Regions from separate parts of the Mus musculus genome. Here all the other regions are linked to region 3. The links are chromatin loops, found by intact Hi-C in ENCODE. Cell type or tissue: heart. All regions are shown on one strand.

Region 1 (8,000 bases), 67 kb after region 3:
CCCAATGTACCACCATCACACAGGACAGTTTTGGTGGTAGGAGAGCCCTGATTGTCCATCGGTGCAAGGCTTTATAGTAAGCAGCAAGCAGGGAATGTGTGTGCAAGCAACTCATTGGAAAGCTGCCGTGGCCTTTAACATGATTGGCTGCTGCTGGAGTTAGATCATAGACTTAGCTTCTGCTCCCTTCTGCTTTGGTGGTCCTTAGGCAGGGGGTGGGCTTGGAACATGGGTGCAGGTTTGTTGGGGGTATAACCTGGAAACATTGGTCTTGTTGGGGATTAGCCTAGAGACTGGAGCTAGGCTCAGGTTTTGTTTGGGGGGGGGCAAAGCGTGGGGGGGGGACTTGGAAACTAAGGTCTTGCGCGCGCTCGACTGGCCAGCAAGAACGACGCTGCAACAGGATCCTTCTGCACACGTTTATTGGGAGAGCTTGATTGCAGAGGCGAAGTGACCCCAAGCCCAGAACTGGTGCTGCTTATATAGGCCTAGGAGAGGCGTTCTCTCTCATCTGATTGGTTAACTTGTCTCTCATCTGATTGGTTAACTTGTCTCTCATCTGATTGGTTAACTTTGGTTAATTCTCAAAACCTCATCTTGGCAAAAGAACATTTACTGCCTATGTATGTGTGGTGGCCAGCAGTAGCCAACTGCCACTCTGCAACTGCCACTCTGCAACTGCCACTCTGTAACTGCCACTCTGCAACTGCCACTCTGTAACTGCCACTCTGCAACTGCCACTCTGTAACTGCCACTCTGCAACTGCCACTCTGTAACTGCCACTCTGCAACGGCTTCCCACACTAAGGTACCAGCCTCTTAGCTTAACTGAATTCAAATTTAAAATGGAATCTGAACTTTAAAAGATTTGGCATCTCACTACTACGGTCCAAAGTAACCTCTCCCTACAAGACCAACTCTCGTGGAGTAGCATGGGGTTCTCAGAAGAGTGTGTTAACAAGTGAAATGTATTTCTGTCCCCAGGTCAAGAAAACGACAGAAGCCACCCTCCAGACGATCCAAGATATGGTCACCATTGAGGACTATGATGTGTCTGAGTGTTTCCAGCACAGCCGATCCACAGAGTCTGTGAAGTCCACTGTGTCAGAAACCTACCTGAGTAAACCCAGCATCGCCAAGAGACGAGCCAACCAGCAAGAAACGGAGCAGTTCTACTTCATGGTGCGTCCACTCCCTGCTCCCCAGCCTCTCTTGACAGAGCCTGGGACCACCGCTTCCCCAGGGTACTTTTATATAGTTAACGATGCCAGCGTCTTCTGGAGGCCTTGGTTTTAAAATAGGGTCACCAGAGTACCCTCAAAGTTCCCGATTCAGCCTGTCTGGGTAGAGCTTAGGAGTTAGGACCTCTCTAAAACTGGCTGGGGGGGGGAGGGGGGGAGATACAGCACAGTGAAGATGGCTTTTTGGGTTGCTCCTCCATCTTATTTTTGAGACAGATTTCTCTCTGAACCAGTGAGCACCCAGAATCTTCCTGTTTCTCTCCCCACCCTAGTGCTAGGGTTACTGGCACACCCTGAACCCAGCCCTCCAGGGCTTACACACAGTTACTTCCCTTGAGTCCAGGCTCTGTCTATACACACCACAGGGGAGTTTGCTAAAATGCAGCCTGTTTCAACAGGACTAGGGAGGAGGAGTCCTGAGCCTGCATGTCCAACAGGTTCTCAGGAGAAGGCTGAGACCACTAGACTAGAGATTACACCTTGAGTCCGGGATTCGAGGAGACAGACAGATAAAGCAGCGGGGTTTATTGTCCCCTCTGGGAAGTTTCTTGACACTGGGAGGTTTTAAGTTTCTACCTTGCCTTTTTGCAGAAACTTCGAGAGTTCCTGGAAGGCAGTAACCTCATCACAAAGCTGCAGGCTAAGCATGACTTGCTGCAGAGGACTCTTGGAGAAGGTCGAGTACGGGGAGCGAATGGGGAAGCGATTTGGCCTGTGTGTGTCGTATCGTGGGTGTTCTGTGAAGAGCGTGAAGTATGTCTGTGTGAGTGTGAGGCCCTGGAAATCGACAGTGCTGCCCTACGTTAAGATTTCAGTTGTCGTAAAATTTCAGTTGATGCGAGTTTCCCGATGATTGTGTTGTCACAGAAGCCGTTTTAATCTGGGAGGTAAAGTCAGGGAAGATGTGTGACTCAGGAGTGGAGGTTCCTTCAAGCAGGGGCCCACAAGTACCAACCCCAGTCTCTGCTGCCTCTGCCTTGGGCTTCTTTGTCCTCTCACCTCACCCTGTCCATGTGAGGGGGCTGGTACCTGTCCCATCTGTTGCCCTGTTGCCCTTTGGGATTGTCGAAACCAGTTTGTCCAGTCTGAGCAAACTTCTTTTCTTCATTAAGTATTGTTGGTAGTTGAGATATGATCTAATAGAATATGTATGATATAGAGATAGAATGATAGATAGATAGATAGATAGATAGATAGATAGATAGATAGATAGATAGATAAATAGATAGATAGATAGATAGATGTGTGTATATATACATATATATATGTGATATATGTACATATATGTCTGTGTATATATATAAATATGTGTGTATATGTACACACACACATATATATGCATTGCAGTGTCTGGTTACAGAAACAATAGCACCGAATACTTACAAAGCATTCTCAGAGCCATGTGTTGTTCTGAACTGTATTCTCAATCGGGCCCTGCTACGTTTCCTCATCTTTCTGGGGGAGACTGGAGGTGAGGGGGTGTGCACTGCAAACAGAGGGGGCTACACAAACATCATTACTTCTCTGTCTTCATAGAAATGTAAAAGGAAAAATGAATACACATAGGCAAAGCCATGGCTTACTTTAGCGTCTGAAGTTCTAAAGCTTCGGTTTTCTGTTCATACTAGATCTTTCTGGGCATTGTAAGAAATGAAAGAGAACACCGCAGAATGGGGTGGGGGAGGGGAGGTCGAGGTGGAGGTGTGTGAATGGCTGAATTCAAAAGAGACTCCCAAAGCTGGAGAGGTGGCTCGCTAGGCCATTATGAATACTTGTTGGGGTCTGAGTTAGGGTCCTGGGAATCCGATGCCCTCTTCTGGCCTCTTTAGGAAACACACACACACACACACACACACACACACACACACACACAGAGAGAGAGAGAGACTGATTCACATACATTCAAGCAACACACTCATGCACATAAAATAAAAATAATTAAATCCTTTTTTTTTTTTAAGAGATTCCCATCCTGTACCTGAGTTCTTGCCACCCACCATTCTGGAAACTTTCTTGCCCATAAAGCAGTTTATCCACCTTACCTTACCTTACGGTTCTCCCCTAAGAACCCCTCATCCTTAGAGAATGGCCATAAGGAAAAAGCTGTCATGTGTGTCCTCGGGGTTCCCCAGCCTTCAAGTTGAAAGACAATCGTACCGAAGGAAAAAAGTGGGAGGGACTTAACTGTTAAAAAGATAATAATAACCCAATGCAGTGTGTCAACTTTAACTAAAGTCTGAATCAAAAGGCACAACTTATAAAGGCCATTTTGAGCATAATAGGAAATGGATATAATCTATAGGTTAAATATTATTGACTTAATTTTCCTCTGTTATAATGATACTGTGGTTATAAAGAAGAATGTCTGCAAAAAAAATAGAAAAAGAAGAAGAAGAATGTCTATATTCTTAAATTTAAAAAAAAATTAAAATTGCCACAATGTCTGGAACTTACTTCCCCGTGGCATGGCTCGGGATTTTCTAAAGGACAGAGAGACAGATGACAGACAGACAGACAATTATGCAATCTCAGTAAAGGTGATCAGGGTATTTCTTGTACTGTTCTTTGGTCTCTTCTGTAGGTTAAAACTTTATACTTAAGCTTTACCTTTGAATAGTTTTCTTAAATACCCGTGTCCTACACCCCTGTTTCTCATAATAAACTCCCTTTTTCCTCCCATTTTCTACAAGCACCTGATATATTCAGCAATGCCCTCGAGGTCCCTTGCTGCCCCCAGAGGATGACTTCTCCTCGTGTGAAAAAATGCTTTAAATGCTCTCAGGCACCAAAGTGCTCCCTCCACGCCTGAGAGCCACTGTGGACTTGGTGGGACTGGGGGCTCTGTGCCATGAGGATGTGCTCACCTCCTGGCACTGTAAGCAGGCAAGCGTTAATGTGGCCCGGAGCCACGCTCTGCAGCTTTTATGGTCGGCATTCAGCATACATTCTTTTATGTCTCCTAGAGAGAAAAGCCACACTGGTTAATGTTATTCTCCATGTCACTCTTGGATCGGGCTACATTTTGGCCTGTAGTCTGAGACCGTTTGCCAAAGGCTGTCCTTAGCCACACTGTGTAAAGCCATCATACCTTGTCAACACCAAGCCAGGATTCCTTTGTCTTGGAATTTCTTTCAGTGAGCTCCAGTGTCCCCATGACATAGCTTCGTTACACTCAGTAAAGTCTGTGGAAGGGACCTGGGTGGTTTTCGTCAGAGTAGCATAGACTTGAGTACCGACCTCTGCGGCTCTTAACGCAGTAACTTCTGGCAGCCTGACAGTCCATCAGCTGCTGGCCACTCACTGCTGCTGGGTTTAACCCTCCAAGAAAGGCTGAGCATGAGAGAGACGCCTCCCTTTTAAAATGTTCACCCCTCATAAACCCGCTGGCTTTCCACGAGAGCCCTGTTCAGTGTTAGTAGACTTACAACAGAGAAGGCTTAACCAAGTTAACGGCGCCTGCCCCATGGAAAAGCAGTCCCATGGTGATCTCTTAGGAAGGAATCCAAGTCCCATCTGCTTAAGTGAGGTCAGTAGTCCAGAGGTAAGTGGTGGTGGGGACAGGCTTGACATTTCGGATAGCAATACCTCTGAATCCTCCCAGACTTAATGCTGCAAAAGCTGCCTTCATCGTAAAACAAATGGAGCCTAGCCCAGGGATTTAGCAGTTGATCGTCCACAGATGAAACTCTAACGACAGACATGTGTTTGGCCCGCCTTGCTGCCCGTTCTTGGCAGGCTACCAGTGGGCCCCGTCAGTTCTTTGATTTACAACACAGCGAAGCAACTGGATCAGACTCTTAAAGCGGCGTTCTCTAAACTCAGAATCCCGAGGCTTTAAAAGGTACCGAAATAGAAAGAGACGCACGGGCTCTCAAAGTCACCTCTTCTTTCTCATGCCAACAAGGCTGCTGGCTCTTCAGGGATGTCATTTCTTTCTGAATGGAAGTAAATCGGCCACAGTAAATGAGATACCTAGGTATAAAACTGGGACACCGGTTTTTGTTTCGTTTTGTTTTGTTTTAAATCTAGTAACGAGCCTTCCTGTTCATATCAGGTTCTTTGTGTGAGGTATTTGGAAGTAAGAGGGTGGAAATATCTGTACAATTTCACTGCACAGAAAAATGTGACAGTGGGAGCCAAGCTCTCTGTTACATTGTTTCTTGTCCTAGGCATGACTTTTTTTTTTTTTTTTTGACAAAGGAATTAAGTAGGTTATCTTGGAATAATCCATTGTCTGTCTTTGAGTAGGAGTACAAATATTCTTTCAAAAGATAATTGGATTGTGGATAATTATGTCTTTTTACAAACGCACCACAGTAGACTATGGCGTTCAGAAAGAAAACGGGCTGGGAAGGATAGCCACCAGCTCTTTATCAGTCCTCATTAGGGAACAAGTCAAAGGTACCTCTGTCCAGGTCAAGATAGATACATTTTAAATATTATTCTCTACCTTTTTTCCCCCTTACCTCAAGTTGTCCACAGCCTTCATTTTAAATAACATGCATTTAAATTCAAAAAGTAATTCACGTCACAATTCTGAAGTCAAATGGAAGGGAAACCAAAGAAGCACTTGGGAGGCAGAGGCAGGAGGATGGACAAGGAGCCTGGGATACTGAGCAAGGCTGATCTCTATCTCAACAACACTCCCTCATGCCTGAAAGAATAGTCCAAAGAGTTGTTTTTAACCAAGAAAAAAATTAAACCTGGGGTTTTTTTCCTATCCAAGTGGCTTATATGGGATAGGGGTAGGGGTCCTTTACTTTTTATAATAATTAAATAATAAGCTTCCAGAGAAAGTGATTGAAACCTAAGCCTCCAGACCACTGGACACATTGACATCTCTTTTGGACGGTGATTCTTCCTTCCTTGATCCATTAATGACAATGCTGATTTGAAAATAAGATCTCAGCCGGGGCGTGGTGACTCACGCCTTTAATCCCAGCACTTGGTAGGCAGAGGCAGGCGGATTTCTGAGTTTGAGGCCAGCCTGGTCTACAAAGTGAGTTCCAGGACAGCCAGGGATTTACAGAGAGACCCTGTCTCAAAAAAAAAAAAAAACAAAAACAAGACCTCATTCATCAATTGAGACACATTGAGGAGTGTTATCTCCTGACTCTCAGCTCATTATTCAAAATGTAGGTTTTTAATTCTTTTTTTTGTTTTTGTTTTTTGTTTTTTGTTTTTTGCGACAGGGTTTCTCTGTGTAGCCCTCGCTGTCCTGGAGCTCACTCTGTAGACCAGGCTGGCCTCAAACTCAAAAGTCCACCTGCCTCTACTCCCAAGTGCTAAAATTAAAGGTGTGCGCCACCACTGCCCGGCTAGGTTTTTAATTTCTTATCTCATACTATTAACCGTCAATGAAAGCAAAATGATAGATATCATCTTGTTTATCTTGTTCTCAATTTAGGAAATAATTAGTTGGGATGTCTGAACAACAAAAAAATCGCAAATTTTCTAGGTTATTGGATGTTTTACTTTTCGCAATCATCAGTCATCGTGGTTTCTCTCCATCAAACCACATAGAAACGATTAGACCATGCTCCCCAGCTTAAATGTGTATTAATTTGCATATTGACACATCTGTGTAATTTTGGTTTTTAATTGCATCTTTCATTATTTTGCATTTTATCTTAGGCATATTAGGCAGATAAAGGCATACACTGGGATCCATTCCTTTCTTCTAGGATTGTTCACCAGGGTTTTCCAAAGGGAAAACAAAAGTTAGGTTTGAGTGTGGGTGTGCACGTGTGCACATGTGCATGCAGGTGACCACGCATGCCTGCCCACGCGCCTCAGAGGTCGGCACACAATGTCATTCTTGGATCATGCTGCGCTATGGTTTAGAGACAGGATCTCTCACTTAGGTAAGAAGCTCACCACATTGCTAGGCTGGCTGACCAGAGACCGTCAGAGAGTTATGTGTCTCTACCCTACCAAGTACTGGGGTCAGAGACATGTGCCAGACGCTCAGGTTTACATGGAAGTTGGCATCTGAACTCAAGCTCTCGTGCTTCATGGCAGACACTTTGCCAACTAAACCGCCTCCCCCACCCAGAAACTTAGCTTTGTGTGTGTGTGTGTGTGTGTGTGTGTGTGTGCGCGCGCGCGCGCGCGCGCGCACGCGAGTGTGCATGCATGTGTGTGTACATGTGTCTGCGTGTATGTGTGCATGTGAATGTCTCGATGTGTCTGTATGTGCCTATGTGTGTGCGTGCACGTGCATGCATGTGTGTGTGTCTGTGTGCATGTCTGTGTGTGCATGCACACAATTAAAAACCAAAATTACAGATCTGTGAGTGTGGAGAGCCCGGCCTAATCACTTTATGTGGTCCGATGCTACAGAAACAGATGATTGGTAAAACACCTTAGGACCTGGAAATTTTTCTACTTTTGCTCAGATATACCAACTAATTATTTCTTAAATTGCAAACAAGATAAACAAGATGATTCTTATCTATCGTGTGTGTGTGTGTGTATGTGTGTGTGTGTGTGTGATGAGGATTGAACTCACAGCTTCTTGACCACTCAGCAAGTGCTCTATCAATGAGCTACATCCCCACCCCAACTGCCACATTTTTTAAGGGAGTGTATGTAGTACTTGGAACTTCAGATCTGTCACTAAAATAAACCTCAACCCTACTGCCAGGGCCACACTATATTAACAAGTGCTGGGACGGGTCATGTTCTTATGTGCTCAGTCTCTTTCTAAGCAAATAATAATAATAATAATAATAATAATAATAATAATAATAATAATAAT
Region 2 (8,000 bases), 62 kb before region 3:
AGTAACATAGGGCTTTCTCGATTATCAGTGAGGCCCATCAGCCCTGACATCAGCTCATCCGGAAGGTATCTGGGGAATGTCTGCGAATCGTGGATCCATGGTTAATCAATAAGCTAAATGCCCTGGGCCTGATGTTCGTGCAGTTTTCTCTCACAGTCATTGGCATGTTGTTTTAGCATTTTACTTAGATTTCACCAATGCTGTCCTTTTAGCAATAAGCTATTACCATCTTTAAGAAGCCTTCTCCCATAGAGTCTAGATGTCTAGACCCCTGCTCTCTGTGTGGTTGGTGTTTTGACTAGAAAGGTACCCCAGTGTCTTCCCAACATTTTCTTGCCTGGAGTCTTAAATTTAGCTGAAATTAAGTTAACCCTGTTCACACTGTCACAATACTGACATGACCCATTGAATAGAATGACCCCTTTCTACACACACACACACACACACACACACACACACACACTTGCTGCATTTAACCTGTCTGCAATACAGGTTTGGGAATCAGCTGTGCATATCGGCATAGAGAATGAGAAGTACTTAGTAATAGACCTCAGCAAGTGAAGGCGTCCTCAAATCCCACACGTCCATCAACGACTGCACCAACCTGGAAGTTGCTCCCTCTGCACCCTGATTACTTGAGCTAACAGTAAGGGGGTGGGTGCTGAAAGCAGCTGTCACAGGATTGCACACGGGTATCCCTGTAGTTTCTAGAAGTCACACCACTGACATGTGCAAGCAAAGAAAAACACAGTGTTGTAGCCCTCAAATTACAAAGAAAGGATGTGTCAAATAATAGCCATATACAGTATGGCTTATAGGTAGACTCTCCAGGTAGACAAATTAGCCATATGCACGCTGTGTGTGTGTGTGTGTGTGTGTGTGTGTGTGTGTGTGTGTGTGTGTGTGTGTAATATCATTATGATGCCAACGTGGAAAATTCCACACCTGACCTCACGTGATGGGTCACAGTCAAAATACAAGCATACTAAAAATATTGTTTAAAATGCTTCCATTATGTATCCGAGGCCCCTATGAAACATAATTGAATCTCCTGGTCAGACTTGGGTCCTGTCCCCTAGAGATTTCATGATATTTATGCAGGTCTTCCAAAACCTGAAAATACCTAGAACTGGATTCCCTTCTGGTCCCCGTTTCAGGAAATGATGCTTTGCACAGCTGCCCTTGATTTTCTGACAGATTCCCTCTCAGGTGTGGGCGCCCACTAGCATCCTTCCCTTTGTTCCTTTATCTGGTAATTTTCATTAGGGCTGTGTCTGTCACAAATTGTTTACTAAGTGGATAGTTTTGTTTAATTCAGTGGATACATAAAAAAGTTATTTTGGCCAGTTTCTATGAGAGATCTTTTTTTTAATACGAAAAAAGGAAAAAGGAGCCTTCCCAGCACACAAGGACCTACTTAACAGAAAATCTAGGCTAAGTGTGGTTAGATTTAACTCTCGAAGGTTCAGGAGAACAGTTAGCTGTCTGTCACCCATTATCTGATGGAAGGACCCATGCTAGAGAACTAGGAGAGACAACTGCTTTCTCTTAGGGCGTAATTTCTACATGGTTTTATCGACACAGCACAGCAATTGGAAGTGTCTTTCATTTTACAGAAAACTATAGCAATCTTTTTTCTTTTCTTGGCAGGAATTTACACTGAGCACTAGGCACATTGGTCCATGCCATAGTCTAAGGTGTTCAGCGCTAAGACAGGAGGATCATTTGAGTTTGGTATTCAGAGCCAGCTGAGTAGTGTGTACAGGTGAACGAGACACCGTGCCAGGAACTTAGCATAACTACACTTTAAGCTATTCTGTATTTCTCCCGCCTGGAGGAACAGTGCATGGGGGATGGGTACTGTCAAAGGTGACTGGCTTGAACAGTGCTGCTTCTGAAGGCTTTGGAAATGTAGGTTCCAACTGGCCAATGAGGGGTGGCTGTGTGCAGCGACACGGTGACTGTGAATCACTCTGGTGATGTGTTTGAACCAGTGTGTCGTTGGTATGCAGAGCTGGAAGGACGGGGTCTGTGAAATGTTTGCATTTCAGATATATCCAAATATTGTACAGCCAAGATGTCAGCTCAGGGGACTTACACAACACAGACAGAGATGTGTAGTCGCTCTTTGGTACCTGGTAGGTCCTGGGGTTGAGCCCGGCTCATTAGGAAGACAGAGTGGTGAGCATTTTCGGTTTCTCATTTGTAGTAGCAAACCGTCTGTTGGGAAGATGCAAGGCCACAGAGTCTTACAACTTTGTCACTGCCTTTTACCATGGCCACGACAGAGGTACAGAAAACCGTTAAGATAGGAAGCTTGCGTGGCTGTAAGTAGCAAAGCCGGGGCTTTCGACTGCCATAACAAGCCACCAGAGACCCAGGTAGCTTATCAGCAACAGGAATGTAGATAGTCCAAGATGAAAAGCTTGTCTGATGAGCCCATCCTCCTGACTCATTAACAACCCCCTTCTGTGTGCAGCCTCAGATACAGAAGGAGCAGGAGGTCCCCATGGGGCCTCCTCTTCAGACACCATTCCATCGGGCCTTAGGGTTTACTCTGTGGATCTGAGACTGGAGCACTGTCTATTTCTGTATGAAGAGCCAGATCTTGTGCCTACCCTATGCCTTTTGCCCCTGCTGGAGGATGTCGGACCTCAGGCACAGCAAAGGACAGCATGGTTTTCTAGACACAGAGGTCAACAGAGCTCACACGCGTGCAACTGGACAGACACCGACGGTCTTCAGCTGCCTTTGGTTATGTGCAAAAGAAATAAGCACAGCCAGAGTTTGAACAAAATCCAATCACTCTGATTAAAAAAAAAAAAAAAAAAGCAGCAAACCTCCAGACATAGAAGCTTACATTTGTCACCAGGCAGGAACCTAGGCTCATACCGGGTGACCGAGCAGTGAGGTGCCTTCCCTGCTCCTCCTTGTAGCCCTACCCTGGAGTCATCCTACCTGGGGAACAAGCCTTATTCCCTCATTCCTGGATCCTGCCTCCTGTCCTCTCTGTAAGGTGACATGGAGAAACCACCGGTCCTTTTCTTGTAAAATCTAGCCATCTGGACAGAAAAGATGACTTCCTGCAGAGTTCCAGGGAGCCCACCCCCCTATCCCCTCCCCAGTGCCAGGAAACTTAGTAAACACCACTCTTCCGATTCCCTGATGGGCAGCAGAAAGCTGGACTCAGCACAGTTACTTTTAACTCTTTCTTGACATTAGTGTTAATAGGAAATTCTCCAGGGGCCAGCAGCTCAGCAAGCTGACCTTTCAGGTCTCAAAACTGGGAGGAGTTTTATCACTGAAGGGAGAGCGTGATGTGAGCATTGCGGAATACGTCCTCATGATACACACATGTACACACACACTGATTTTGTGGACTTGGCTGTTATTGCTTATCAGTCCTAATAACGACAGTTCATTTCTCTTCATTTCTCTGGTTCTTTCTGTCTCTGATTCTCCAATAAGCTTTCGTTCCCAGGGACGTTCAGTTTCCTAAAGTAAGTTACCTTAGGGGGACGGATAACTTAGGTCTCGCTCCTTAGAAAACCGGAATTTTGTGCACAAGTATTTTATGGGGGAATCCTTTGGGACTGACACACCCTAAGAGGATTGAATTGATATCACAGGGGAACTGGGACTGGAATGTCCATAGCCAGGGGCAGAATCTCAGGGGCGGGGTCCCCTTTAGCCAGGTAAGTTTCTGAGGAGAGATGATCCTTCAGACAACACCCCTGGCAGCTGCCGGATTGAGGACCTTTGTGTCAGAGCAAGAGACCTGCGTACCCATTGGTGCCACTTTCTGTCTGGTACTCTCTCCCTGGTGTCTAGTCTTGGAAAAATTTTGTTATTGTTTTTGTCTGTTTGTTTGGTTTTGTTGTTTGTTTGTTTGTTTGTTGTTTTGTTTTGTTTTCTTTGCTTGTTGTTTGGTTGTTGTTGTTTGCTATAATCACCTTGATGGATATTTGACTGCAAATACCTGCTGTGTTCTTTTGCCCTGAGTTGTGTCACGGAATGGAGGTTTGTTATGAAGAGCAGAGTCAATCGGCACAGTGGGGAAGGTCCAAGTTCCATTTCTTCCTTATCCTGATGCGCTTGCTGCCACCCTCACATTGGCCTTAGTAATGTCTCTTTCGATGTGGCAATTCTTGCCTTTTGTATAGTTTTCTTACAGAGCCATTGGCCCACAGTAAATCCTATTCACAGTATGCGATCTGGTAAGTTCAGACGCATGTCTACCTCTGAGCCCACCTAGTGGGAAGGCTCCTACCTCATGATCTTTTGGAATCCTTTCCTTTATATTCCCCAGACCTGTCTTCCCAGGCAACCTTGATCTGCCTTCTTTCACTGTATCAGTTTGTATTTATTTCCTGAGGGTTAGAGAGAGAGAGAGAGAGAGAGAGAGAGAGAGAGAGACCATACAGTAGTTACCATCAGTGTCGGGGATGTGAGGGAGTGGGGGCTGAGGGAGGACAGGCACTTAGTAGGCCCATGACGATCTGATGGAATTGTTTGCACTTAGTAGGCCCATTACGATCTGATGGAATTGTTTGCAGTTTTTATGACTCCAAAGAAAGGTAGTATGGCCATCTCATGTGCACGCTGTGATGTAGAAAGCCTCTCTCATTTCTTTCAGATACCCAGGAGTGTAGCGGCTGAGCCACCAGGCTGGTTTAACTTTATAAGAATTTTCCAAGGTTTTTAAAGCAGTAGCATTTTTGCATCCTAACCGGAAGTCAGTGGTTACGTTTGTTCCACATCCTTAAGGCTTCAGCATGTTGGTTCCTTAACGTGCTAGCCAATGTTAAGGGTGACTGTGCCGTAGCAGCTCGTTGTGGCCTCACTTTGCCTATCCTTGCTCAAGGTCATTCCATTTTCTTCTTTTCCCTGAAACGCTTTAATGTTTCAGCTCTTATATTTAGTTCTGTGACCCACTTTTCAGTTAATTTTCATTTGTGATGTTCACTAAGGGTTTGCTTTTTTTTTTTTTAATGGACACAGGTACATGTTGTTCCGGACTACTTGTTTAAAAGGCCTTTCTCTATTTATTGAAGCTGTATTAAGAATAAATGGACTGTGCCTGGGACCGTTTCTCGACTCTTTTGCATTGCATGGATCTGTATATCTCTCTTCAGAGGACACCATACTTCATTGATTAGTTATGGCTTTATAATAATAAGTCGTGTGATAGGTAACATAAAATCCTTCAACTTTGTTTTTCAATATTTTTGGCTAGTTGAACTCCTTTAGCTTGTTGGTCTGGCATCTAGCTGACTGCTGACTAGAGGTGATGAGCAGTTGTAATCCCAAGGATAACGTTCTGTCGTTAGACTTAGCTGTCCATAATTCCCTTGCTGCCCATTGTGAGGTCACACAACTTTCCTTCCATTCTTGAGTACTCTGATTTTGTACTGAGTTTTGTCAAAAGTTTTTTTTTTTTTTTTGCACTTATTGAAATGATCTCATGGTTTTGTAGTTTATTCTGCAGACATGATTTCAGCAATATAAACAATATTTTCAACTGAAAAATACCACCTAGTCTCTCTTGTCCTAAGTTATCTAGTTCTTACAGGTCTTTATACTACAAAGTCAGCAACGGAGGAGACCCGGTCCCGTTTTCTCCTTTAGATCCCAGGGTCAGCACCCTCTCTGCCTTTCATCTTCTCAGGCCTAGTCTCCTTCCCTTCCTGTTGTGATCTGGGGAAAACTTCCCGGAAGACCATCTTTGACCTTGGTGTTTTTCTTCTTCCAGAGTCCATCCCTGACCCTTTCCTTCTTCCAAATAAGGCTCTTCTGCTCCATGTACAGATAATCAGTGTCTCCTGCAGACAAGCATCTGACACCCGGCCATCTTGTTAGATATGGATGGACAGTGGTATCCCATTGATAAGGTGGCACCTGGGCCTAATCTGAGTACATCCCCCTCCCCCTTCCCCATATCTGTGTTTTCCCACTTTGGGACTTGTATGTTTCATTTTTCAGTCCTCCTCTTATATTTCATATTGCCACAAGACTGTAAGTGGAGTCTGAGCGTGGGGGGGGGGGGAGGCAGGGGGCGGGTCACGATGATGGATGGAACCAGCATGCCCTCCCATAAATGGAAGGCGGTTCTCATGTATGGGTTGAATGAGTAGATAAACATAACCTATCCAGTTTCCCTAAATACATATTTCTTATCAGAGAATAGCAAAGGCCTTTGATTTGAGCAGAGGGTAATTTCTCACTTCTGCTTTTCCATATGTCCCTTACGTCTCAGGTTGGTGCTAGATATGGGCTTTTCATTTTTGAGCAGTTAGTTTCTAGGAAACCTTATACCAGATATCTTGATTTTAAAGAACAGTGCATATTCTAGAAATGGAATAGGTCAACATAAGGAATCATATGGCTTCGAGATACTTTTTCGATTTCTGAGTAGTCATAGTTACTGACAATTTTTTCTCTTGGCCATTACCAAGGCGAAATCCAAATAGTCTTTGGGCGTGGGGGCTAAGGGGGAATAAAGGCGGCTGCATTGGCACAGACGCTCCCTTCAGTCCGATACCAGTGGAACCTAATAGCCCTTGTTTTGAATTTCATAATTCTAGACGAGTTAAACTTGAACATGTATCCCCAAACAATGGTGCCTCTGTTTCCCACCCAAAGGCAGGGATTGTGTTGTGCCTAACTGGTTATCAGGCCGCAGGCTGCCGGTCTAAAGAGTGAACTTTGGCAGGGGGGACTTGGCTCTCAACCCTGTTTTGCAGCTGGCTAGAATGTGAATAGACTCGCTGAAAGAGAGACATATCTTCTCCAAGGAAGAGCGAAATAAAACCCCTCAACCTCATAAGCCTTGCTCCTTTCTGCCTGCCCCATTTACCCTTCTGGAAAACACCAAGTGTCAGAGACGCCATTAAATACTCGTATATGAAGAACGAAACCAGATTGATCTGCCCTCTGCCCCCAGTAACCCTAATCCTCTGAGATCTGTTCTTTGTCACCTCACTATATCTTAATACTGATTTTCCCCCCTAACTTCTCCCACTTTAAGGGATTGGGAGACTAGCGCAAGTCTTTTGCATTTTGTGTAAGTCAGCTCTCTATCTTTGGCTATTATTTGGATTCAGACATGCATAGTCCACCGTACACAGGTGGCCCCATGTCACCAGCACAAGGCCTGCTTCTGACTCTCTCCCAGGGGCTTCTGGGTAGACCCTTATCAAGTCTCTACAAAGGTTGCTTCCTTCTGTGTCTGCCCCTGACCTCCCTTCATCCCAGAGCATACCAACTTAACCAAAGTGAGTTTCCCTGCAATAAAAGCTCTCCGAGCCTTCGGACTATGCAGAACTGCTGGCATTCCACTAGGTAGCAGGGACATCCGAGGTATGAAGGAAGCCTTGACTGAGGCTGATAATTGCAAACAACGATCCATTCCAGAATGTTCCTTATGTAATGCCACTCCTTCCCCCTTCAAAGGAACAGCCTGCCTTCTCCACCCTCCCTCCATCTCTTCCTTCTGCAGCAGGTGTCTCACGTCCTGCTTGCTTCTCTACCCTGCCTGTGCTGCCTTTGCACTCAGCTTATAACATGGTAGTGAGTAGATCATCTTGTTTGTTGATTTGCTTAGATGAGCACCCAAAGACTGGAAGGGCCCAACCAAATTCTTACTCTATTTGGCTTTTGATTGGATTAGCACACAGTAGGTGTCTTTATTCATGTGTGCAGGTAGGACTAGTGGCCTCTATGACTAGATGGTCTAGTGACTTCATTCCCTTGGTTATTGAATTCAGAATGTGTTCCAGAAACCGTAGATCCAGAAAAACTAATGGTTATCGAAAGTTGGACAGCGTTCTTGCCGCTAATTTGCAACCACAAAGAATAAGAATTGTGGGGCCTGGAGAGATGACTCAGTGGTTAAGAGCAGTGGCTGCTCTCCTAGAGGACCTGGGTTTGATTCCCAGCACCCACATAGCAGGTCATAACTGTTTAACTCCTGTTCCAGGGGATCTGACACCCTGACACAG
Region 3 (8,000 bases):
ATCATGTCCCAATGACTTAAAATAGAGGGAACAGGCCTATAAACTGCATATGTTCATACCACTGCATATGACCTATAGACTACATATGTTCATACCTTTACATATGATAGTGTTCTACATAGCAGATAAAAGAACATAATACTAAACATTATTAAATGTTTTATAATATACTTTATTCTTTAGCAATTTCATGCATTTATACATTGCATCTTGATCATATCCTACCTCACTCTCTACCTCTCTCCTGGGTACCAGCCCTCTTCTCTTTTCTGTCTATCTCTGTCCCTCACTCTCACACTCTCTGTAACCTACTGGGTCTAGTTACTGCTGCCCTCTGGAATGTTGGCCGTTCTTATTGGCTTGATCTCATGTAGAAGCCGTAGATACTGTGAGTTCATGGGTGTACGGGTCGTATCGTGTCCAGAAGTCAGCATTTGGTCTCCACTTCCACCACTCTTCCAGCACGTATAATCTCCCTACACACACCCCTTCTGCGGAAGGGGGAATAGAAAGGCTGCAGATGGCTCATTTCGGGATGAGCAGTTAACAATCACTCTCACTCCTTTGACCAGCTATGAGGCTCCGCATTAGCTTCTGCCCAGTGTAAAACGAAACTTCTCCAGCCAAGGTTGAAAATGGTGCTGATCCTTGGATATGAACATAAATATTTATTGGGCAGTTTGATAACATGTCTACTTAGCAAAATCACAGTACCATGGTCTCCGCTAGAAACTAGGACCTACTTCTCCATGGACTTCTGGCCACTGGGGTGGTTAGCTTTGTTCACTCCACACAAACTAGAATCACTTGGGAAAAGAGTCTTAATGAGGGGTTATCTACATTGTGTTGGGCTGTGGGCATGTCTGTCTGGAATTAACTTAATTAAGTTAATTGACTTGGAAAAACATAGCCCACTGGAGGCTGCACCGTTCCCGAAGCAGGGGGGCCTGAACTATACAAAAATGGAGAAATAGAGCTGACATGAGCAAGCAAACAAGCAATATATAGGCATGCATTTCTTAGCTCTTACTTGTGGATTGTGACTAGCTATTTGAAGTTCATGACTGTACTTCCCCACAATGATGAGATGTAACCTGGAATTGAAAGCTGAAGTAAGTCCTCTGTTCCTCTAAGTTGCTTTGGGTCAGGGTATTTTACTACAGAAACCGAAATGGAACTAAGACAATGAGGTTTATAGTACCAGACACAAATTCCCTCATGTCTAGTAGCCTTCAAATGCAACTAGAAAGTAGTTGGCTACACCTAACTGTCATGTCACTATTGTCGTTGCGGATGCATCTTGCCTGGAAGGTTGGAATTATAACTTTCAGTGTGCACTACTTGATGATATTGTTATGACTTTTACCCCTTCTGGCCTGAATAGACCCTTACAGCGCTATGAGAGCAAGCCTGCAGCGAAGCAGTTTCAGACCAGCTCCAGCTGGATTTCTTTATAGCTTATAAACAAACTATGTGGTCTTGAGGAGCCTGTCTTCGTCTCTGGTCCTCGATTCATTTAGAGTTGAGCATTGTTCAGGATGGAAGATAAAGATCTAGTTTCATCTACATGGACATAGACGTCTCTGTCAATATTTGTTGAAAACGCTGTTTTTTTTTTCTCCATGGGTTCTTTTGTTTGTTTACACTTTTGTCAAAAATTAGGTGTGTGGCCTAATATCTGGGTCCTCTATTCTACTCCATTGATCTACATGTCACTAGCATGTCTTTTGTGCGGTTAGGATGCTGTTTTCGATGCTATGCAACCATAATATAACTCAATATCAGATGTGGTGGTACCTTCCACAGTATATTCCCTTTGCCCAGAACTTTTTAGAGGATTCAGGGTCTCTTGTGCTCCCCAATAAAGTTTAAGATTATTTTGTCTTTTATTTTTATTTTATTTTGAAGCACTGAGTTCGTGTTTGGCTGGGGTGGCGGTTCTTGGTAGAGTTGGTACAAGGCTGTTTTCACAGTCTTCATCTTGCCAATCCACGGCCACACTATGAGGTATTTCTATCTCTAAGTGACTTCCTCCAGTGTGTTAATATTTTTAAAGAGATAACTTCACAGGCTCTTGGTGAGGTTTGTTGCAGCCTGTTTTGTTTAGTTGTTTGGTGGTGTTATTTTGAGACCATTGTGAATGGAATTGTTTCTCAGCCCTCTACCTCACTAGAAGTCTCACTTGCCTAAGGAAGCTACTGATTGTTGACTGCTAACATTGTAAGCCGCCCCTTTGCTGAACGTATTAACTTCCTTATTGTTTTTCCAGCTGTTTGTGCCTGTGCCTGACACACTTTCCTGTCATTATTTCAAGTTCTCTGTCTGAGATTTCAACTAACTCACTCTCTTTTGAGACAAGGTCTTGTTAAGTAGGTTAACCCAGAACTCATTATGTAAACTGGCCTGGCCTCAAACCCACAGAAACTCAGCAGCCTCTGCTCTTAGAGCGCCAGGGTTTGAAGTGTGTTCCACCATGGCCAGCCTAGCTCCCTCACAGGACTGTAGACCTCATAGTTTTTGGAGAAGTTAAGTTGTCTTTGTTTTCTGTGTACTTGTTTCATATGTTACTGCCTTGAGATTTATATATCTGGGGTCCTTTCGTTGCTCGGTGTATATTTTAAACAGCGATATTCTTTCATCTGGAGTTTCCACAGCATTCAAGTATGATTGGGATTGATAAAGTTGAATGTGTAGTTCTGAAAATAATTCCTCAGTTCAGGAGGAATTCAAAACAATCCCTCCTCAGGAGTTCAGGACGGCTGGTGTAAACCCTATGCTACAGCTGAGAATATTAACTGCAGAACATTCAACACTACCCGTCCATGGCTGCTGGACCTTATCACTGTGCAGGCGTCGTCCCTGGCAGTTAACAGAGACCCCATTACCTTCCATACCTGTTCGACAATAACGGAGGACGGCATGGAGCATAGTCAGACTCAGTCAATAAGGCTAGACTTGGGAATAAAGTACTGTGGTTAAAGGGAGAGCCCATATTAGATCTTTGATATTTAAAAAAGATCATGAAGCAGTTAAAGTAGCTGGAAGGGAGAATTGGGCTGGGGTATGGACTACAGATCTTTAAAGGTTAATGCTATGGGGTAAGTAAAGAGTCAGGGGTAAGGACGAGGGAGAAGAGATATAGGATGAGCAGGGGACGTGCACAGTGGCCAAGGATGACAGTGCGGCATGCCTTGTGGTACACTCTGTGGAAAAACATAAATGGCTGTCCAAAAAACCTGAGCAGTATACCTGCGAGATAGCAGAAATTAAATAGGAAATAAGAATCAAAAAAGATTCTTAAGGAGTGACTTATTAGCCCAGTTGGGGCTGGACTGAGTTGTGAGGTGAAATTCTTCCATGCCTCCAGCCCAGCGGTCCTCCACCTTTTAGCTGCAATCTCAGTCAACAGTCCTTTCACTGGGGTCGCACACCAGACAGCCTGCCTATCAGATATTTACATTACGATTCGTAACAGAAGCAAGATTACAGATATGAAGTAGTCACAAAATAATTTTATGGTTGGGGGTCACCACAACATGAGGAACTATATTAAGGGTTCTCAGTGTTAGGAAGGTTGAGTACTGTGGTAGCCATTCCGCAAGGTACTGGGGAGGGGTTTCAGGGAGCCATTGGTCTTCACAACCTCCATGTTCCCTGTGGGAGAGGGGAGGTTGTGAGGCCCTTCCTGGCTGTTCTCTGGGACAGGCACAGCCTCCTCTGACCTCTCTCCACCTGTGGGTCTGCTCTATGTGAAGAGTGTCCCTTCCCTTGCATCTCCCCGCCGCCCAAAAAAGAAATGCTGATTTTTTTTCTCATGAGGTAAAGGATAGAAAGATAAAAATAGAACTTTACATTTTAGTCTGAGTTATTAAACCTGTGTGTTCGGGGACTGTTCGTGCCTGGGAGGTTGATTGCAAATGACTTTGAGTCTATATGGTTCACACTGTCACGCTCAAAGAGCGACTTTTTCTAAGTCACTGAGCAATGTCACCCTGGCCTGTCAATCCCAGCAGCAGATGTTCCGGAAGACATTCTGGACTTCTTTCTCTCTTCAGGATTAAGCCTTGACTTGCTCCTGGAACCACAACTGTGGCTTCCCCTGAGTCTCCTGCCCGACTTCTGCTGGCCTTGGGGCTTCAGCAAAAGGAAAGCAGCCTCTCCCCCCGCCTGGGGGGGGGACTTTCTTGTGAGGATAATTTCCCCCTGCCTGGGGGGGAGACTTTCTTGTGAGGATAATTGCCTGCTATGAGTTTCATGATGTTTTTTTCAAGATAGGGTCTTCCTTATGAATTCCTGAGCTGGCCTCCAGCCAGGGCTAGCCTCAAATCCAAAGTAATCCTCCTGCCTCAGCCTTCCATGTGTTGCTATAATATGAGTGACTGTGCCCAACTCTAGCTTTGGTTTTAAGGGAGAAGAACCATGTCTCTTGCCAGGTAGAGGGGAATCCTTAAGAAATCCTGGATGCACTCTTCCTGAGGCTGGACTCGGGCCATTAACCCCAACCCTGTTTTCTCCATTAGTGTTTTTGGAAGGAACTCTCTGACTCTGTCTTCAGAGTTCATGTGAATTAAAGGGCTCTATTAATATAAAGACATCGAAATGAGGTTTAGGAAGTTAAAAGCACACACTCTGTGGAAACATGACCTGACCTCTTTACCCAGAATTTATATCTCAGACCAACCAAGTGTGAGACACCAAAGCCCTCTGAAGCACTCATTAAATATTTAATCTGCTTTGCCTCTCTCTCTCTCACTCCCACACTGACTCAGCACAAGGTCAGGATTCCTGAGTTGGTCATCTCAATATATTTACTTTAATACTCCCTTTATGACAGCCAGAAAACTTGTGAGTCAGCCAATTAATCCAACCACACAGGTCACTTGATGGGTGACTCAGTGTGGTCACATTGCTCCTATTAATTACACCCTTTGTTCTGTCGTCTCCTTTCCTTTCTGGAATGTTCTGGGCCACATGCCTGTAGGTTTCTAGTAACAGAGATCTGGCCAGCACAGAGGTTCCTAGGCCTTGGGAAGCTGACCAGGGAAGGGAGTAAGGTTGTTCTATGCGACCCCTGAGCGCCTGTGAGAATGACTTGGCCCCTTTCAGGTTCTAATCTGCAATATCATCCCTCGTTTCATGTATTCTTCTCTCTTGCTGTGGGTGTGTCTACCATGACGTCCTTACCAGAGCCATAATGGACTTGTTCTTCATGCTTTCAGAGCTAAATAATCCTTTGTGTGTGAGTGTGGGGGGAGGAGGGAGGGAGGACAGGGTATATGAATGTATGTGTGTGTATATGTATGTGTGAATGTATGTGTGTGAATATGTGTGTGTATAAGAATGTACATGTGAGTGTGTGACTATGTGTGTGTGAATTATGTGAGTGTGTGTATGTGTCTGTGTATGTGTGTGTGTGAATGTATATGTGAGCATGGGTGTGCATGAATGTATATGTGAGTGTGAGTGTGTGTGAGAGTGTGTGAATGTATATGAGTGTATGAATGTGTGTGTATGTGTGTGAATATATATGTGTGTAAGTATGTGTGTATGAGTGTATGTGTGAGTGCACATGTGTGTGAGTATGTGTGTGTGAATGTATCTGTAAATATACGTATGTGTGTAGGTGTGTGTGAATGTATATGAATGTGTGAATATATATGTGTGTGTGTGTGAATGTATGTGTGTGTGAGTGCGTGTGTGCTGTACACACACCTTTTTTTTCCCTTTTTACGGTTACCCAATTTCAGATATTTGTCATTTTACTATAGCAACAGAAAAATAATCAAATCCAGCCTATCTGGATCCTCTGTGGATGGAGAACTCTGGAGGGCAGAGTTCAGATCTGAATCCCCGTTATTCCCCTGAGGGAAGAAGGGAAATGGAGTAAGTATGATAACTTGTGTCCAGTGTTTAATAAGGACCATCCCAATAAGCCCTGTGGCACAGAGACTAGTCAGCATCTTTTGTTTATTATTATTATTATCATCACTATCATCATCGTCGTCGTCATCGTTGTCAGTGGGAAAACAAAAACCTAAGACCTGGACACTTACTACTTTCTTTTGTAAAGTAGTACGAACGTTGGCAGTTTGATTTCAGACTCTAAATTGTAATCACCAGTTTGCCCGGGGATGGTGATTGGTGAGTTAACCATGAAGTCACTATAAAGGGAGAGTCTGATTCTTCTCTGGGGAACAACTTGCAAGAATGATTCAGAGCAGCTTGCACGGTTGCATCAGGAAGAGGGGAGAAAACAGAGCCTGGGCAGAAGAAAGAGCCTGAGAAAGCACTTTCACAGAAAAACCTAGCGGCTTCCAGGAAGAAGGAATCGCCCCTGAGGAATTGCTTCCATCTGATTGGCCAGCGGGGCACTAATGATTGATGTGGGTGGGCCCAGCCCACTGTGGGCGGTGCCACCTTTAGGCAAGTTGTATAAGTACGCTGCCCCCTCCATGGCCTCTCCCTCGGTTCCTGCCTCCAAGTTCTTGCTTGAATTCCTGCTGTTCTGCTCAGGACCAGCCCTTCCCCTTTGACTCTGCGTGGTTTCCATTGCCCCACAAGTGTCTCCCTTGTTCTTCCCTGGTTTGTCACCCAGATCCCAAGGGTGTCTCTGCCAATAAAGGGTTCTAGAGCCCTGATCTGAGAATAGCCTCAGCAAGCCTCAGTTTCTCCCTCTGTAAAATGGGTGCATGCGACGCTTCTGGATGAGCTGTAAACTGTGATAAGAAATAAGCCCACCCCCTTTGGGCCATGGTTTTATCCCAGCAACAGAAACCAAACTAGGACAGGGGCAAAGGTACTGAGGAGGCATCCATCCCGAAATGTATCTCAAGGTGAAACGGTTTCAGTTCAAGGAAACCTGATTCAGTTTTTCTTACGTCTAATGGCATACAGTCCCCCCTTCTCTCCACGTGGGCATGGCCAGCCTCTCTCTCTCTCTGCCTTTTCTCTTTCTCTCTGTCTTTCTACAATAAAGCTCTAAAACCAGAAAGAAAGAAAGAAAGAAAGAAAGAAAGAAAGAAAGAAAGAAAGAAAGAAAGAAAGAAAGAAAGAAAGAAAGAAAAACGAAAAGTTGATCAGCCAGAACAGATTATGGCTTCGAGGAGAGGGATGGGTCTCAAATGAACATCAGATTTCTGACTCAAGGAAAAAGTGTCATTGCCCTGCAGACACTCTGTGCAGCGTACAATTGTAGTAATCCTTAAAAAAACAAAACCAAAAACTCCAGTGTCGAGAGTCTTAAACTTACATTTTCATCCTTAAAAATCGCACATCCAAGAAAATGTGCTACACATGATACACACACACACACACACACACATCATCATCATCATCATCATCATCATCATCATCTAACAAGCATTAGCTAAGTTGCAGCTCTGATTACTTTCTCTCCCCCTTGGATCAGAACCCCAGAACCCTGCCAAAACACATCAGCAAACAGAGTAGCATTTCAACTCCTGTAGGCCCAGTATGGGAGGAAGTGGTCTTTCCTGTGATTTTAGGGAGCTCTGAGTAATTAGGGGGGCTCTCTATGGAAAAGTAACTTTAACTATCTACATCTCAGAGAGCAGAGAAAACATTTTAACCCTAGCAAGTATAATTTGTTAGTATTTTTTATACAAAAGTAACAGTCGTTACCTCCTTAAGATCTGTGCACACCCCCCCCTTTTTTTTTTAAACTTTGCAACTCTTGCTAAGTGTCAAGGGTCTCTTCTATTTTCAGCTTTTAGTGGAATAGAACCCAGGTGCACACACACCCTACTGAATATTGATGGCCTTCGACAGTCCGGGAGTGGTCTAAAAGCTTGTTATTGTATATGCTAACTAAACAAGAAGGACTTCAGTTTGTCAGTTTAGAATTGTGCTCTCCAACAAACTGTTCTGATTGAAGAAGTGATTTTTAAAGGTATCTGAAATATTCTTTAAAGGAATTCATTACTTCTTGTTGTGACGGTGATAAATGGGAGCAAGATGGTTTGACTGGAATGGGGGAAGGT

What was found. Peaks named below come from ENCODE experiments on the same cell type or tissue, not always from the same donor. Only the 100,000 strongest peaks of a DNase experiment are listed, where the experiment ranks them.
Region 1: it touches region 3 in a loop (2.1-fold over the local background); 4 of 42 quality-filtered maps call a loop at or near these places.
Region 2: a loop joins it to region 3, with 2.2 times the contacts of the local background. A loop is called at or near these places in 4 of 42 quality-filtered maps.

Annotation. Positions count from the first base shown.
Region 1 is chr10:121,833,946-121,841,945 of GRCm38, reverse strand. Srgap1 (SLIT-ROBO Rho GTPase activating protein 1) reads left to right here. Exons shown (of 22, transcript NM_001242411.1): 9 at 984-1,181; 10 at 1,832-1,916. Among named protein-coding and RNA genes, the nearest start is that of Gm46183, 43 kb to the right of the region's middle. In heart, no CTCF peak of the experiment used is centred here; DNase peaks (open chromatin) are centred at 4,225, 4,335 and 4,855; H3K4me3 peaks cover 479 bases; H3K27ac peaks cover 831 bases.
Region 2 is chr10:121,963,028-121,971,027 of GRCm38, reverse strand. All of the region lies in intron 1 of Srgap1 (SLIT-ROBO Rho GTPase activating protein 1), which reads left to right. Among named protein-coding and RNA genes, the nearest start is that of Gm51787, 11 kb to the left of the region's middle. In heart, no CTCF peak of the experiment used is centred here; no DNase peak of the experiment used is centred here.
Region 3 is chr10:121,901,168-121,909,167 of GRCm38, reverse strand. All of the region lies in intron 3 of Srgap1 (SLIT-ROBO Rho GTPase activating protein 1), which reads left to right. Among named protein-coding and RNA genes, the nearest start is that of Gm51787, 73 kb to the left of the region's middle. In heart, no CTCF peak of the experiment used is centred here; DNase peaks (open chromatin) are centred at 4,937 and 6,277.